Linked DNA regions of Homo sapiens: region 2 is linked to region 1. A link is a contact called in ENCODE Hi-C or POLR2A ChIA-PET data. All regions are on one chromosome and are shown on one strand. Each heading gives the region's core, a stretch centred on a gene start or an enhancer-like site at or near the end of the contact. The rest is flanking DNA. Distances are from core to core; before and after follow the strand shown. Region 1 overlaps JARID2 (jumonji and AT-rich interaction domain containing 2). Region 2 has its middle 97 kb from the start of LINC02543.

What was found. A loop is a pair of places that touch in the nucleus more often than their neighbours do. ChIA-PET counts read pairs that join two places held with the same protein, here RNA polymerase II (POLR2A). Pooled maps may share reads with other maps.
Region 2: a map of HepG2 shows a loop between it and region 1 (17-fold over the local background). The contact joins two enhancer-like sites. A Hi-C loop is called at or near these places in 1 of 168 maps with a recorded cell type or tissue (HepG2), 1 of 37 single-sample maps with no recorded cell type and 1 of 50 pooled maps. POLR2A ChIA-PET finds 5 or more read pairs at or near these places in 1 of 52 experiments (OCI-LY7).

The regions. Positions count from the first base shown.
Region 1 is chr6:15,400,202-15,407,227 of GRCh38, forward strand. The region is part of intron 2 of JARID2 (jumonji and AT-rich interaction domain containing 2); the gene reads left to right. Among named protein-coding and RNA genes, the nearest start is that of DTNBP1-AS1, 140 kb to the right of the region's middle. RefSeq lists enhancers at 2,437-2,937, 3,797-4,091, 4,161-4,851. Within about 2 kb of position 3,895, at least 6 of the 41 ENCODE cell types and tissues checked have a DNase peak (open chromatin) inside an H3K27ac peak, as active enhancers do.
Region 2 is chr6:15,894,727-15,901,752 of GRCh38, forward strand. No RefSeq gene overlaps it. Among named protein-coding and RNA genes, the nearest start is that of LINC02543, 97 kb to the right of the region's middle. RefSeq lists enhancers at 1,532-1,826, 2,493-2,542, 6,584-6,673, 6,854-7,026. Within about 2 kb of position 2,579, at least 11 of the 41 ENCODE cell types and tissues checked have a DNase peak (open chromatin) inside an H3K27ac peak, as active enhancers do.

The DNA.
Region 1 (7,026 bases), core at 2,645-5,144:
GGGTGCCCCTCTGTTGTTGGTGGGGGCAGCGGTGGCCCATGCGGTCACTTCATAAGTAATGAGGCTCCGTGGAAGCTGGAATCAGAGTAAGGGGGAGGGCGGGCTGGAGGAGGAGCATGTGGAAAGAGATTTCTGCAGTCTGTCTGGAGAGCTGCCCAGGTTTCCCAGCCAAAAAAACAAATAAAAATAAATAAAAGGCAAGTGCTGAATGACACAGATTATGATATTAAAAAGGGATGCCATTGAAACTGCGCCCTGGAGTCCGCTGTCTGTGGGGGTGGGGTGTGCTTGGCAATGGGGTGGGGGCATCTGACCGGCTGGGGACACAAAAGTGTGCACAATTAAACTGTGAATGTCCCCCTCCCCCCATATGTCAGAAATTCTATACTTCGGATTTGTCTGCATTGCAGGTTGGGGAAATGGCAGGATGAAAAGCTAGTGACTCTTTTCCTTTTTCTCATTTTAATTTATCAGGGTGGGGGGAGCCAGCCGGAGACCCCTCCTCTTTGGTGTTCGATTCCCTCCCTTGCACATAAATAACCTTCTCTCCTGGCTGCCTCCCCTCCCCCTCGGCCCCATTGCTGTTCTGGCCGTCCTATTGCCGCGCGGAATCTGCACTGCCGCTTGCTTATTACGTACAGGGGAGGATTGTTGACAAGTGCTCCGGAGCCTGCCTCACTGCGCTCTTCCTCCCTCCCTCCCTCTGTCCTTCTTCCTCTCTGTCTCTCTGCAATGATCCGGCTCTGAGGATGGCTGCTCCACGGGTCTGTCAGGTGCAGTTTTTGGTGGCTTATCTTGAGGAACCTGGGATAGAAGGTCTGTTCCTATAAATAAAAGACAAACCAAATAGCTCTAGATTTGTTTCAGGCTGGTATGGCTTTTGTTGGAGAAATAGGCCTTTGTGGGTTTCCCTGCTGGGGTCCTGATTAAATCCATTGTGGATGGCAAGGTGCTATATATATATATATATATGAGAGACTATGTAAAAAGTGTTGCAATTTGCTTAATATTAATATTCTTTTAGCTTTGATATCCTCCCTAGGGGCAATGGTGGCTCCTGCAAAGGCACTGTGGAAATTTACAAGAGAGAATTAATGTCGCTCTTAAAGCATTAAGCTCTGTTGACCATTTTGGCCAAAGCTGCAGTTTCAATCAGGCTTGTATGACTTTAGACATTTCTCTGGAGACTGAATGCCATCCAGCTATAGCTGGTCCCTTTTATTTTATTACCAATTTATCTGATCATTTCCCAGCATTTAAAAATAAATGTTTGATTAAAGTTAATTAGTTCATCCTCACCATAGCTCTGGTTTCCTTCATAAACAGCATGTTTGCTTTCATTTCCATTAATCCTTTCTTTTTCTTCCTCCATCATCTTTCCTTGAAAGATGGAGGAAACTGAGGCATGCAAATAGATCCTGAGACCTGAAGTGGTTCTGGATTGAGACCTTTAAACTTCGAGTGCTCTTGATTCTTCTCCCGAATTTCGTGCATTAATTCATGTCTGTATTACTGTCTGTAAACACAGATGAATTTCAGGAACCTTCAATGTTTGGTGCCTCAAATCTTAGCAGATTCCATGGCCACATTCCTATAGTGCTGCTTTCTGTACTGCTTCCATTCATTATATTTCAGTAGTGGAAAGAATGCTGCTCTGGGAGGCAGTAGGCCTTTCTGAAGTTATTTGTTGTCAGCAGTTTTTTTTTTTTTTTTTTTTTTACTTTGAATGGACTACTTAATCCTCTCTGAATATATTCATTTGAAAAGTAGGAGGGCAGTTGATTTCTTGATATGTGAGTGAGGTAATAAGGAAACAGGGGAACTACTGTCCCTCCTAGTCATGCTACAAAGAAAACAGAACTTAGAACTTCCAAGAGATTCCTTTTATCCTAGGGAATGAAGGCAGCCCAGAGAGGTTTCAGGGCAAAGGGTGTGGCTGTTTATTTATCTACAAATTATGGTGTCAGTCAGGACACAAAGTTTGTGGAGCTTTGCCCATTTATCATTACAGATTAGTACACAAACCGATAACTTTATGGCACTTGTCGATCGAGTTAAAGCAGCAGCTTTGCTTATCTTTGGAGAGCCTGGCTCAAATTGGATACCTGGTTTCTTTTGGTACCTTACATTTGTGGGGTAAAGATGATAGGAAGCTTTAGAGACCTAAGTACATACACACTTGTAATTACTTGAAGGTAGAAGAATATCATTAGCTATCTGTGAACATGCTGTGTTCATGGACATCTCCCTTTGAGAAGTGCAAATTCTGTGAGATGAGAAATCAAATTTGGGCCTGTTAGTTTATCTGAACACAAGACTTTCCACATGTTGGGCCCATTTATCTGTCTTAGAAAAAATCTCAAAAAAAAATGCCCTTGTGTTTCCGTCTCCTTCATGTGACTGAGTTCCCTTGCTCTGCAGTGATGCCATTGTTCTGCCGCTCATGGTTACACATCAGCCTAAGCCCACTGTCGCCTTGAGTCAGTTTTCTTCTGTAGGCGGCTTTTGACCTTGGAGGTGGTCAGTTCTGGGCCCTCTGTGGTGTGGAATTCTTTTCATGAGCTGATAGAAGCTCGAGTTGCATATCCTAGGGGATTCCAGGGATTTATATTTTGGTGCGTATTTATAACTGGGTTGTCTGGTGGGTGTGTGTTTGACTGGGTTGTCAGTGTAAAATTAAAAGGGTGTTGAAATGAAGTGTGGACCCAGAGCAGTTACGGCCTGGGATAGAGTAGTCATGGGATTGGACACAAAACTAGAACTGCCGATTGTAGAGCATCGTGGGTGTTTATAATTCAGTCATTATTATTATTCTAGGTACTGTACTTGTTCTGATTGTTATAAAGGTCATATTAAGGATGAAGAAGGAGTGAAGAGGGGAAGAGAGTGGGGAGGATGAGCCCTTGCCCCAAAGAAGTAACAGGGAGTTGTGCCAAAATGAGCAGTACATTTATGTTCACAGTGGTGATCATCAGAGTTTAAATAGCTTCTGGTCTGTTTGGGAAATCTTTCATGAAGATCACGGCTCTTTGTTTTTGTGAGAGGTTTTGTGTTGAATAAAGTTAAACTGTCAGCCTTGTTGTCTATTTTTATTTATTTTTGTTGGAGCCTTTCAGTGAGCAGTGTTTTCTGTCCCCCTGGGATTGTTGGTTAGGATGTACGAAGGGGAGATCTTTTGTCTTTTGGTGGTTCTTACTCATTTGGGGTCTAGAGAGCCAGAATGGGGCCCATTCTAGTAGTAGCAGTGTTCTGCTTACCTCTTCCTCTGAGGAAATAGGAGATATCTGCTGGGTTTGTTCCTTTGTAGCTCAAGGCGTTTATTGCCTTCTGGGGCCCAGGGTCCTATCTTTCTCAAAGAGTCATTTACTTGTTTCTGAAATAGGAAAAAAAGGATAGAGTCAGACATTTTCCTTATCTACCCAGTGACCCAACTTTTCCATGTTAATAATGAACACTGTGTCAGGTCTTAGTATCTAACGCTTTCTCAAAAAATTGTGCATGCAAAAGAGGTGTAGATTGTTGAAGGTGTGTCGTGGGGGCGGATTCTGGTGGTGGTGAGAGAGCTCTTGTGAGATTGTTGATTTACAAATCAGTATTTACATCTGTTTTTGCAGGGGTTAAATATAACAAAAATATGTCCCCCGCGTCCACCTATTCATCCTCCCCATTCCTGCCTCCAAATCTTGGGACTGTTTTAAGTAGTGATGGGTGGGGGTGTTTTTGGATTGTCTTTTCTTGACCGGAATGGGAAATCTCCATAGCTGATTTGACAGTAGACAAAGGGGAGCCCTAGTCGGCTCAGGGGCTGGTCTCATAAGGGAAAGGGATAATTATTTTCCATAAGCCGAGGTATGAAACCACTTTCATTTGTGCCTCGTTGACCACAAGTGTGCCACCGACATCCTGCCTCATGACTTGGCATTTGTTCTCAGTCACACCAGTGTGTTGATCTGGTGAGCAAGTCAGTGGACAAGCCTGGGCTGTGCTCTGCAGACCCTGTGCCCTGCTCGCCCCTCTCCCTGGAGCTCTGTGCTCCATTGGAAGCTTCACATGCTGACCTGCATGTGTACAGTGATGGGCAAACTCCATGTTCATATTGACCATGCCAAGCAGGCCCAAAGCCAAATCTGCCCTGGCATCGGAATGCCTACCCTGCTTAAAAAGCAATTCATTTTTTTTTCTCTTTGCAAAACTTGAGTGAACATAACATTTATTTTTCACTATCAATGGCAGCAAACCATGCATTCTGATGACCTCAGAGAGGGCCCTACCTCAGCCATGGGGGCTGCTTTTATAATTTTTCTATCATCTTAAAGTGCACACACACACACACACACACACACACACACACACACACACACACACACACACAGAAATTGCTGCTGAAAATGAAAGCTGTCTTTGGATGCTTGACTGTTTGATATGTAATGTGATAACCTTGTCTCACAGTGACAGGGTGACAGACGGCATTGGCTCTATAATACAGAATTACCTTTTGTGCATCTTTTCTACAACAAAGCTAAATACATTGAGTCACCCTAATATGCTAATGACTTTGGTGTGCTCCAGATGTTTTAGAAGCCCTGGAACAGCCTCAAAGCCCTCCTTGTTTTTCCTTTCTTTTTAACCCTTGTTTTGGGGCACTGCTTTTGTGGAATAGAGCCATTGGCTTTTCCTTTAGTTTTCTATTGTCATGTATGTGTAGCTAATGAGAGAGGACTGGTAAAACTTCTTTGTGTCTAAAACATCATAAAATGATACAGACTACATGCTCTAGTCCCTTTTTTTTTCCAGATATTAGAAAAGAGTTGTCTTCTGTCCATACATTTGTGTTCTGAAATCTGTCGTTCTCATTGGTTGCTTTAGAAGTTCCTTCAGCTAAAGGAATCTTTGGCCTAATTTGTGTTTCAATTTTCCCAACGCCCATCATATAAGGCAAGAGGGAGATAGCCATACACTAGTGTCTCCAGTTACCAAGAACAACAGGAATTCCTATTCCATTTTGATGCTGCTGTTCCAGACTCAGAAGCCTGTTTTGTTGTATTGTTTTGTGCGGTCTTTTCATTTCTTGCTAATTTGGGAGATGCGGTGAAAAGCTCCTGAATGTGCAGAGCTGCTGATGGCAGGGTTCTGTTGTGTTCAATTTCTTTAGAGTTCTCGGCTGCACAAATGGACACTGCCTTGTGGCTAAATGGTCTTGGATCCCAGACGCACTTCTCCCGTCAGCTGATGGTGACTAGCTGAGGTTGCAGGCACAGTAACCAAGCTGCCTTTACTGCAATGATTTACAATTTTCAGCTCATATTTATTGCTTTTGTGAAAGACAATAGACATGGTTTAATTTAAGTTCAACCTACTGAATATTAATAGAGGAGAACAAATGCTAATGGGATAGACTGACTCTTTGGGCCATTCATTCAATTTCCTCTGTTTAACCTCCTCTCCCCAACAAAGGTTTGTGTTGGTCGGGGTGGGGGAGGGGGTTGGAAAAATAAAAACGGTTTGAGTGTGTGAAGGAGGGGATGCCATTTCATTATTTCTCGTTGACTAAAAATAATAATTTTAACAATTGGTGGCAGGGCTTTGTTAGGGGAGAGAAAAGGCAGTACATTAGCTTGGCTAATGTTATAATAATGGCTCTGTTGCCCTGTGGCGTCATATTCCATCTTGCTGACCTGGCCCTCCTGGATTGGGCAGGCTGTATGATTGGGCTTAAAACATTCAAAATGAAATGTGGTAGCCAGTACAGTGGAGATTGGTCGCCAGCGGGGGGGTTAGATAAAGAAAAAGCCCAGGTTTATTTAACCATGTAGGCTGTCTGACTATTAATAAATGTAAATGTTTTCTGGGCTGATATATACAGAATGGAAGTACTCACATTGAAAAAGTTGATCACGTGCAGAATAAAGTCAGTCTTGCGCCTTCGTAAGGGCCAGTAAAATCTATGGTCCTGGCCAGGCGCGGTGGCTCACGTCTGTAATCCTAGCACTTTGGGAGGCTGAGACAGGTGTATCACAAGGTCAAGAGATCAAGACCGTACTGGCCAACATGGTGAAACCCCGTCTCTACTAAAATTACAAAAATTAGCTGAGCGTGGTAGCGAACGCCTATAGTCCCAGCTACTCAGGAGGCTGAGGCAGGAGCACTGCTTGAACCTGGGAGGCGGAGGTTGCAGTGAGCCAAGATTGTGCCACTGCGCTCCAGCCTCATGACAGAGCGAGACTCTGTCTCAAGGTCGGGGGAGAGGGGAGCCTATGGCCCTTTAATTTGTATAAAGGCAGTTCCTTATGTATGGGCCCCATTTTATGAATCTGGAACATGAATGTGATTCTCTTCTAGTTCAGGTACTCATTGCAATCCTCAGAATGGTGGAAAACTTGGAGTTCTTGGAAGATTTAGTTAGATAAGGGCCTGGAACAATGGAGTCAGTACTTTGATTTCTTTTTGCTCAGTCATGCCTTATCAGAGTAGCCTTATCTGTTTTGCATTTTGCTTACATAAAATCGTTTAATATTCCTAGGTATTTTTCATGTGTAAAATCTCTTCATAAAATTACCCCTAATTTATACTTAAGCAATTGATTTGCAGGGTGAGAGGGTGGTTGGGGAGAACATTACACATCTCTTTACATTTATGCTTCTTAGACATGCACATTTTTTCCAACCTGTTAACTTTTTTGTCTCTATTTGTCACGTTGGCTGATTCTTGTAACTTTGTGACATTTTGCAGGCAAGTGTCTTTTTTTTTCTGCAAAATTATTGATAAAAGGTACATGAGGCCATGTGCGGTTTTCACGCCTGTAATTCCAGTGCTTTGGGAGGTCGAAATGGGCGAGGATTACTTGAACCCAGGAGTTTGAGACCAGCTTGGCAACAAAGCAAGACCCCATGTATAAAAAAAAAAGAAAAAAATTAGTGGGGCATGGTGGTGCACACTTGTAGTCCCAGCCATTCGGGAGGCTGGCTTGAGCCTAGGAGGACTGCTTGAGCCCAGGAGGCTGAGGCTGTTGTGAGCATGTCACCGCAC
Region 2 (7,026 bases), core at 1,329-3,828, 490 kb after region 1:
AAGCAGGAGAATTGCTTGTACCCGGGAGGTGGAGGCTGCAGTGAGCCGAGATCACGCCATTGCACTCCAGCCTGGGCAACAAGAGCGAAACTCCGTCTCAAAAAAAAAAAAAAAAAATTAACCAATATGCTGAAGACAGATGTGAAGATTTCTATCATTCTTTCATGTAAGTAAAGGAAATCAAAATATTTTACCCCAAAATATATTTCTTTAACATATTTTGAAATGGCTGCTGCAGAGCTGGCAAAGCGAAATGGCCTTGCAAAGCTGTCTTTTATGGGGTAAAATCTGCATCTGTAGAGAATCTCCATTAACACAACCAGGCTCTAGGAGAGATTCAGAGTCTTACACCTTTAAAAGTCTAAAAAGAAACATGTACCTTTGAGGGAGCCTTTATCTACATAATAATGCCAGCTCTGCTGACCAAGCCTATTTCTTTCTCTGGCCCTTAAACTGTCCTGCCACCAAAACCTGTTTGGGGGCAGGCACTGAGTCGTCATTCTTTCTTTAATCTCCAGATAGTATAAAAGCTTCTGTATTGTTGGGTTGGATCTTCATTCTGAAAGTTCCTGTATAGACATGCTAAATTGTATACCTTTTCTGCTATTAATCAACCTGCCTCATGTCAGTGACTTTTTTTAGTGAATCTTTAGAGGGCCAAGAGCCTATGGCCCCCACATAAACACTTACATAGCACTGATTAAGTGGGAGGCACTATTCTAAGTGCTTTGTCTATATTAGCTCATGAATTATCCTCACAGCAACCTTGTAAGGTAGGTGCTATTACTGTTTCACCCTGGGCAAAGAGAAGCTGAGTAATACCCAAGGTTACACAGCTGAGGTCTGGCAGAGCTGGGATTTGAACCTAGGCAGCTCTAAGGTAGAGTCTGTACACATAACCCATTAGGCTGTAACTTATCGGAAAGGGGTCTTGATCCAGACCCCAAGAGAGGGTTCTTGGTTCTTGTACAAGAAAGAATTTGGGGCGAGTTCATGGAGTGAAGTGAAAACAAGTTGATTAGGAAAGTAAAGGAATAAAGAAGAGCTACTCCATAGGCAGAGCAGCAGCACTGGCTGCTTGTCTAAGGACATTTATAGTCATTTCTTGATTATATGTTAAACAAGGGGCAGATTATTCATGAGTTTTCTGGGAAAGGAGTGGTCAATTCCTGGAACTGAGGGTTCCTCCCTGTTTTAGACCATATAGGGTAACTTCCGGATGTTGCCATGACACCTGTAAACCGTTATGGCACTGGTGAGAGTGTCTTTTAGCATGCTAATGTATCATAATCAGTGAATAATGAGCACTGAGGACGACCAGAGGTCACTTTTATTGCTGTCTTGGTTTTGGTGAGATTTGGCTGGCTTCTTCACTGCATGCTGTTTTCTCAGCAAGGTCTTTATGATCTGTACCTTGAGCTGACCTCCTATCTCATCCTGTGACTTAGAATGCCTAACCTCCTGGGAATGCAGCCCAGTAGGTCTCAGCCTCATTTTACCCAGCCCCTATTCAAGATGGAGTCACTCTGGTTCAAAGGCCTCTGATGTAACCGTCTCCCTTCCATGGCTGCTTTCCTCTCTTAATCCTGCACTAAGCTACAGCAATAGAGAGAAGAAGACTCTTGTCTCTCTTCTAACTAGACTTGGGCCTCAGGGTCAAGGTTTCTTCCCAGTCAACTTATCTTCCCAACCCAAGTGTGGACTTTGTGGCTTTGGGGAAAGTCAGGTCTGAGATGACTTCATCCCCTACTGTGAGGCAAACTCCCTAGCAAATGTCAAGTTGAAAGTTTGGATCACCCCATCACTTCTGTGTTTATATTTTATTGTAATTATTTTTCAGTAAAGCTTACTGCTCTGGAATTTGGATTAACTCTACACACAATATTTAGTTTAATTATCCATCGTGCTTTTCTAATTTGTTCTAGCAAGCCCCAAGAAAATGACTTCAGATAATGTGTGGAAAGATTTCTTTCTTAAAGCTACAGTAACTGAATATAAGAAAAGGCCATCAAATGGAAATTAAAATTGCTTTAAAAGGATAGTGATAACTCATGTCTAAGTTTGCTCAGTTGAAATCACAGTTTTGAGAGAGAAGTAGAATTTTTTTTCTCTAGCAAACTTAAAAGAAATGACGAATTAGGTACTTGTGTCACTTTTCTAAAATGCAGCTATGAGTTTTATTGCTGATTCTTGAAGATATTCTGAAAAGTAATTTCAGCTGCAAAGGAAATGCAGGAGGCAAAACAAATTATAGTCCCTCTTTTCAAAAAATGTGAATACCTCTGGGAGACCAGTGAAGCTATCAGTCATACACAATTTAATATGCAATACTTTTTGCAGCAATGTTTTCCTTCTAATGCCCACAGAAGCTAGATTCTGCTGGGAAAGGAAAGTTTTAGAACTTCTGGGGTCACGTGAGGCTTATGGTGATAATGCATGTAGTTTCGTAACAGAAACAGGGTTTGCCTGGAACTGTCCCAGTTTTAAAACTGAAAGTCTTGTATCCTAGGAATGCCCTCAGTACCAGGCAAACCGGGACACTCAGTGACCCTAAGATCACCGGACGGCGTTTGTGATTTCCTGTCTAGTTCTGCTCTCACTTCCCTCCTCTCCTCACAGCTAAGCCATCTTAACTGCTACTTACAGATATGGCCCCACAGGCTCTGAATAACCTCCTCAGTGCTTTCCAAACCTCCTTGACTGTGGGAATCACCTGGGTGCTTGCCAAACCCAGATTCCCAGGCTGCACTTTTGGTAATTCTCATCCAGAGGTTTGCAGTAGGTCCTGAGAGTCAGTGAATTCACCAAAGCCAGGGGAGTCTTATAATTGGAGAAGTTTGGGAAGCACTAATTAGCCTACATTCAAAGGGGTATGCAAGTACTCTAGTTCAAGAACCAGGAGGCTCAGTATAATCCACACTCGCTGTGGCCTGGCTTGGCCACTGGGACTGTCAGAGGCATTCGAACCAGAACAACTTCATCTTGAATAGGGGCTAGGTAAAATGAGGATGAGACCTGCTAGGTTGCATTCCTAGGAGGTTAGGCTTATTCACAGGATGAGATAGGAGGTCAGCATAAGATACAGGTTATAAAGACCCCACTGATAAAACAGGATGTGGTCAAGAAGCCAGCCAAAACCCACCAAAACCAAGGTGGCAACAAAAGTGACCTCTGGTCATCCTCACTGCTCATTATAGGCTAATTATAATGTATTAACATGATAAAAGACACACCCATCAGTACTATAACAGTTTACAAATGCCATGGCAATGTCTGGGAGTTACCCTATATGGTCTAAGAAGGGGAGTAACCAGCCCAGCGCAGTGGCTCATGCCTGTAATCCCAGCACTTTGGGAGGCCAAGGTGGAAGGGTCACTTGAGATCAGGAGTTCAAGACTAGCTTGGTCAATATCGCAAAACTCCCGTCTCTACTAAAAATACAAAAGTTAGCTGGAAGAACCCTCGGTTCCAGGAGAAACCCCTGCCCCATTCCAGGAAAACTCACGAATAATCTATCCCTTAAGTAGCATATACTCAAGAAAATAACCATAAAAATAGCCCGCTAGCAACCCTTGGGGCCGCTCTGTCTATGGAGTAGCCATTCTTTTATTCCTTTACTTTCTTAATCAACTTGCATTCACTTTACCCTATGGACTCACCCTGAATTCTTTCTTGCACGAGATCCAAGAGCCCTTTCTTGGGATCTAGGGATCGGGACCCCTTCCCAGTAAGAGGACCATTGCTAGCAACTGGTTTCCAGGGGGCTCCCCACACACTTAGGAACTGATCCCTGAATATTTGTCCAGGGGCTGACCTTTCCTGCCTGCTGACAGAGGTCTCTGCTTCTTCCTGCTTTTCTGAATGTCTGGAAATAGCTTATTCTGAGAGTCGCCATTTTCTGTCCCTGTACTCTCATGGAGTCTACCACTCTCAAGGTCATTGCCCTGTGTGTGGAACTGCCACATCTCACCTCTACCTGCAGCTGAGTTTGCTTCTCTGTGAGTCTTCACTGTTCCTGGCCTCTCCTAGTTTCTCCTGTAGACTGTGTTTAATGCTTTTCTGTCAAAATGTTTTAAGAGATTCACCACGATGAGAAGAATGCAAAAGGCAAGGGATACTGCTTAAGGGTGTGAGCCCCTGAGCTGACTGCTGAAGTTGAACTCCAGCTGTGTGATCTTTGGCCTCAGTTACTTAACCTGTGAAATGGGGATAATCATAGTATTGATTTCCTTACATTGTTGGCAGGGTTAAATGAGAAGATATCTGTAAAGCATTTAGCATGGTGCCTGACACCTTTGAAACTGTAAATGTTAGCTATCATCATCACTCTTATTATTACTAGTGCTCTTATCATCATTAATTGTTATATTATTTTTACTAGGAAGTAGGAGAAGGATATAGAAGATAGGGCAGGAGAAGATCCTTTATCTTTTAAAAAATTTGCCATGGAGGCTGAGTGCAGTGGCTCATGCCTATAATCCCAGCACTTTGGGAAGTTGAGGCAGGAGGATCACTTAAGCCCAGGAGTTCGAGACCAGCCTGGGCAACATAGAGAGACCCTATCTCTACAAAAAGTCAAAAAATTAGCCATGCATGGTGGTATGCGCCTGAATTCCAGCTACTGGGGAGGCTGAGGTGGGAGGATTGCTTGAGCCCAGGAAGTCAACTGTGTAGTGAGCCTTGATCACACTACTGCCTCCAGCCTGGGCCACAGAGTAAGACCCTTTCTCAAAAAAACGGCCAGGTGCAGTGGCTCACACCTGTAATCCTACCACTTTGGGAGATGGAGGCAGGCAGATCACTTGAGGTCAGAAGTTCAAGACCCGCCTGGCCAACATGGCAAAACCTCGTCTCTACTAAAATTACAAAAATTAGCCAGGTGTGGTGGCATATTCCTGTGGTCCCAGCTACTTGGGAGGCTGAGGCATGAGAATCTCTTGAACCTAGGAGGTGGAGGCTGCAGTGAGCCAAAATCACACTACTGCATTCCAGCCTGGGTGACAGAGCAAGATTCTGTCTTAAAAACAAAACAAAACAAAACAAACAAACAAAAAAACCGAGCAAACAAAAATTTGCCAGGGGCTTTTGAAAGAGATATTCTCCCTCTTCTTCATCTGCTCATCTTCCTCACCATACCAAAGGATTACAGCAGCTGCAGTTTCAAAAAGAACATCAGGATACATGACCTGACCATTCAGTGGGAAGAATTTAATTTCCAAACACTTCTAGAAAATTCCAGTGATATGATCAGGCATTTGATTTCTGCTTAGAGGACCAAGAATGTAAGCTAAGACTATTTAGTATAGATACATTGGATGTATGGAAGTTTTATGGGATGGTCTATAAATCCAGCCTCCATACATGTTGTGAAACCCTAATAGCCAACTCACATCTGGATTTTAGCAATATAACCCATTGCTATGACAACTATTAATTATATCATGTTGTGCCCCAACTCAGTGCACTGGAGTACTCTCCAAAGGGAAACACATTTACATGAATCAATTTATCTTTCATCTCATATCAAAGAAGCCAATCAGATTATTTTTGCCCAGCGGATCTATTATTAAAGGAACAATTTTGTCTTTAAGTCCCTACTTATTGATGAACAGAATTCATCTTATTTATAATACCAGTATGAAAGGCAAGGTCTTCTGCAGATTAAAGAAAGCTAGTTACTTCAGCAGTACACTTCAGACGTGTACATGCACAGGCCAGCAGTCACTATTTTTCCAGAGTCCTCTCCACATGGAAAGGTTAGAAAAAAGGAAATCCCAATTGCACTCTCAATTAAACAGCCACTGAGTGCTCCAAAGTATGGTTTTTAGCAATGTACTTTATTTTTATTTTTATTTTTGGAGATGGAGTCTTGCTCTGCTGCCCAGGCTAGAGTGCAGTGGTGCAATCTCAGCTCACAGCAACCTCCGCCTCCCGAGGTCAAGCTATTCTTCTGCCTCAGCCTCCTGAGTAGCTGGGATTACAGGCGCCCGCCACCGTGCCTGGCTAAGTTTTTTTGTATTTTTAGTAGAGATGGGGTTTCACCATCTTGGCCAGGCTGGTCTTGAACTCCTGACCTCGTGATTACAGGCGTGAGCCCAGCCAACAATGGATGTTTTTGACTCTAGGTCTCTTGCACGCAACATCTCAAGCTTTCCAGCAGTGGTAGTGTTACCAGTGGTGGAATTCACACAAATCTGCAGCAAACTCGATCCTTGTCTCCTTGGAGGAAAAAATTCTGCTGAGGGGCAGACACAGGTTTAAAGCAAAGGGAAAGACTGAGGCAAGTTTTAGAGCAGGGATGAGAGTTTATTAAAATGTTTTAGAGCAGAAGCAAAAGGAAGCAAAGTACATATGGAAAAAGGCCAAGCTGGCAACTTGAGAGGCCAACCGCCCCATTCAGCCTTTGACTTGGGGATTTATACATTGGCATGATTTTGGGGCTTTCTTTTCTCCTCCCTTGATCCTTCCCTTGGGGCGGGCTGTTGCTCAACCACCACATGCACAGTGTTGCTCAGCACTTGGGAGGGTGACTGCGTGCATAGTTTATTTTACTGCAGTTGCGCGCATGCTCTCTAGGGGCAATTTTCCTTTACCGGTCGACTGTTCCCAGGTGAAGGTCATATACCTGCCACTTTGCCTCTTAGTGTGCATGCTTGGGCCTGCTTGTCCAACCCCTGAACTCTTATTGAGAAGCTGCTGATCACCAGCTCCAGGTATTTTCTATCTACTGGGAGCCTGTCTTTGCCTGGTGCCGGCTGTGACCAATTATCATTTCAGAGAGAGTTTAACAACCGCCTGATCATCACCTGATGGTCACCTGACACTCCTGGGGGTGCCCTCTCCTGCCCTGCTCATATCTGCCTATCTACTCTAACAGTAGAAACATTCTAACACACACTTTATAGTTTTCACGTGGCAGCTAACTTTGTACAGGCATTGCAAATTCAGATGGGAAGAGCTCCACCTATGATTTTTGTCTGAGACTTTAAGGTTAGTAAAGAAGGTCAGACGTTTCTCCTCCCCTGG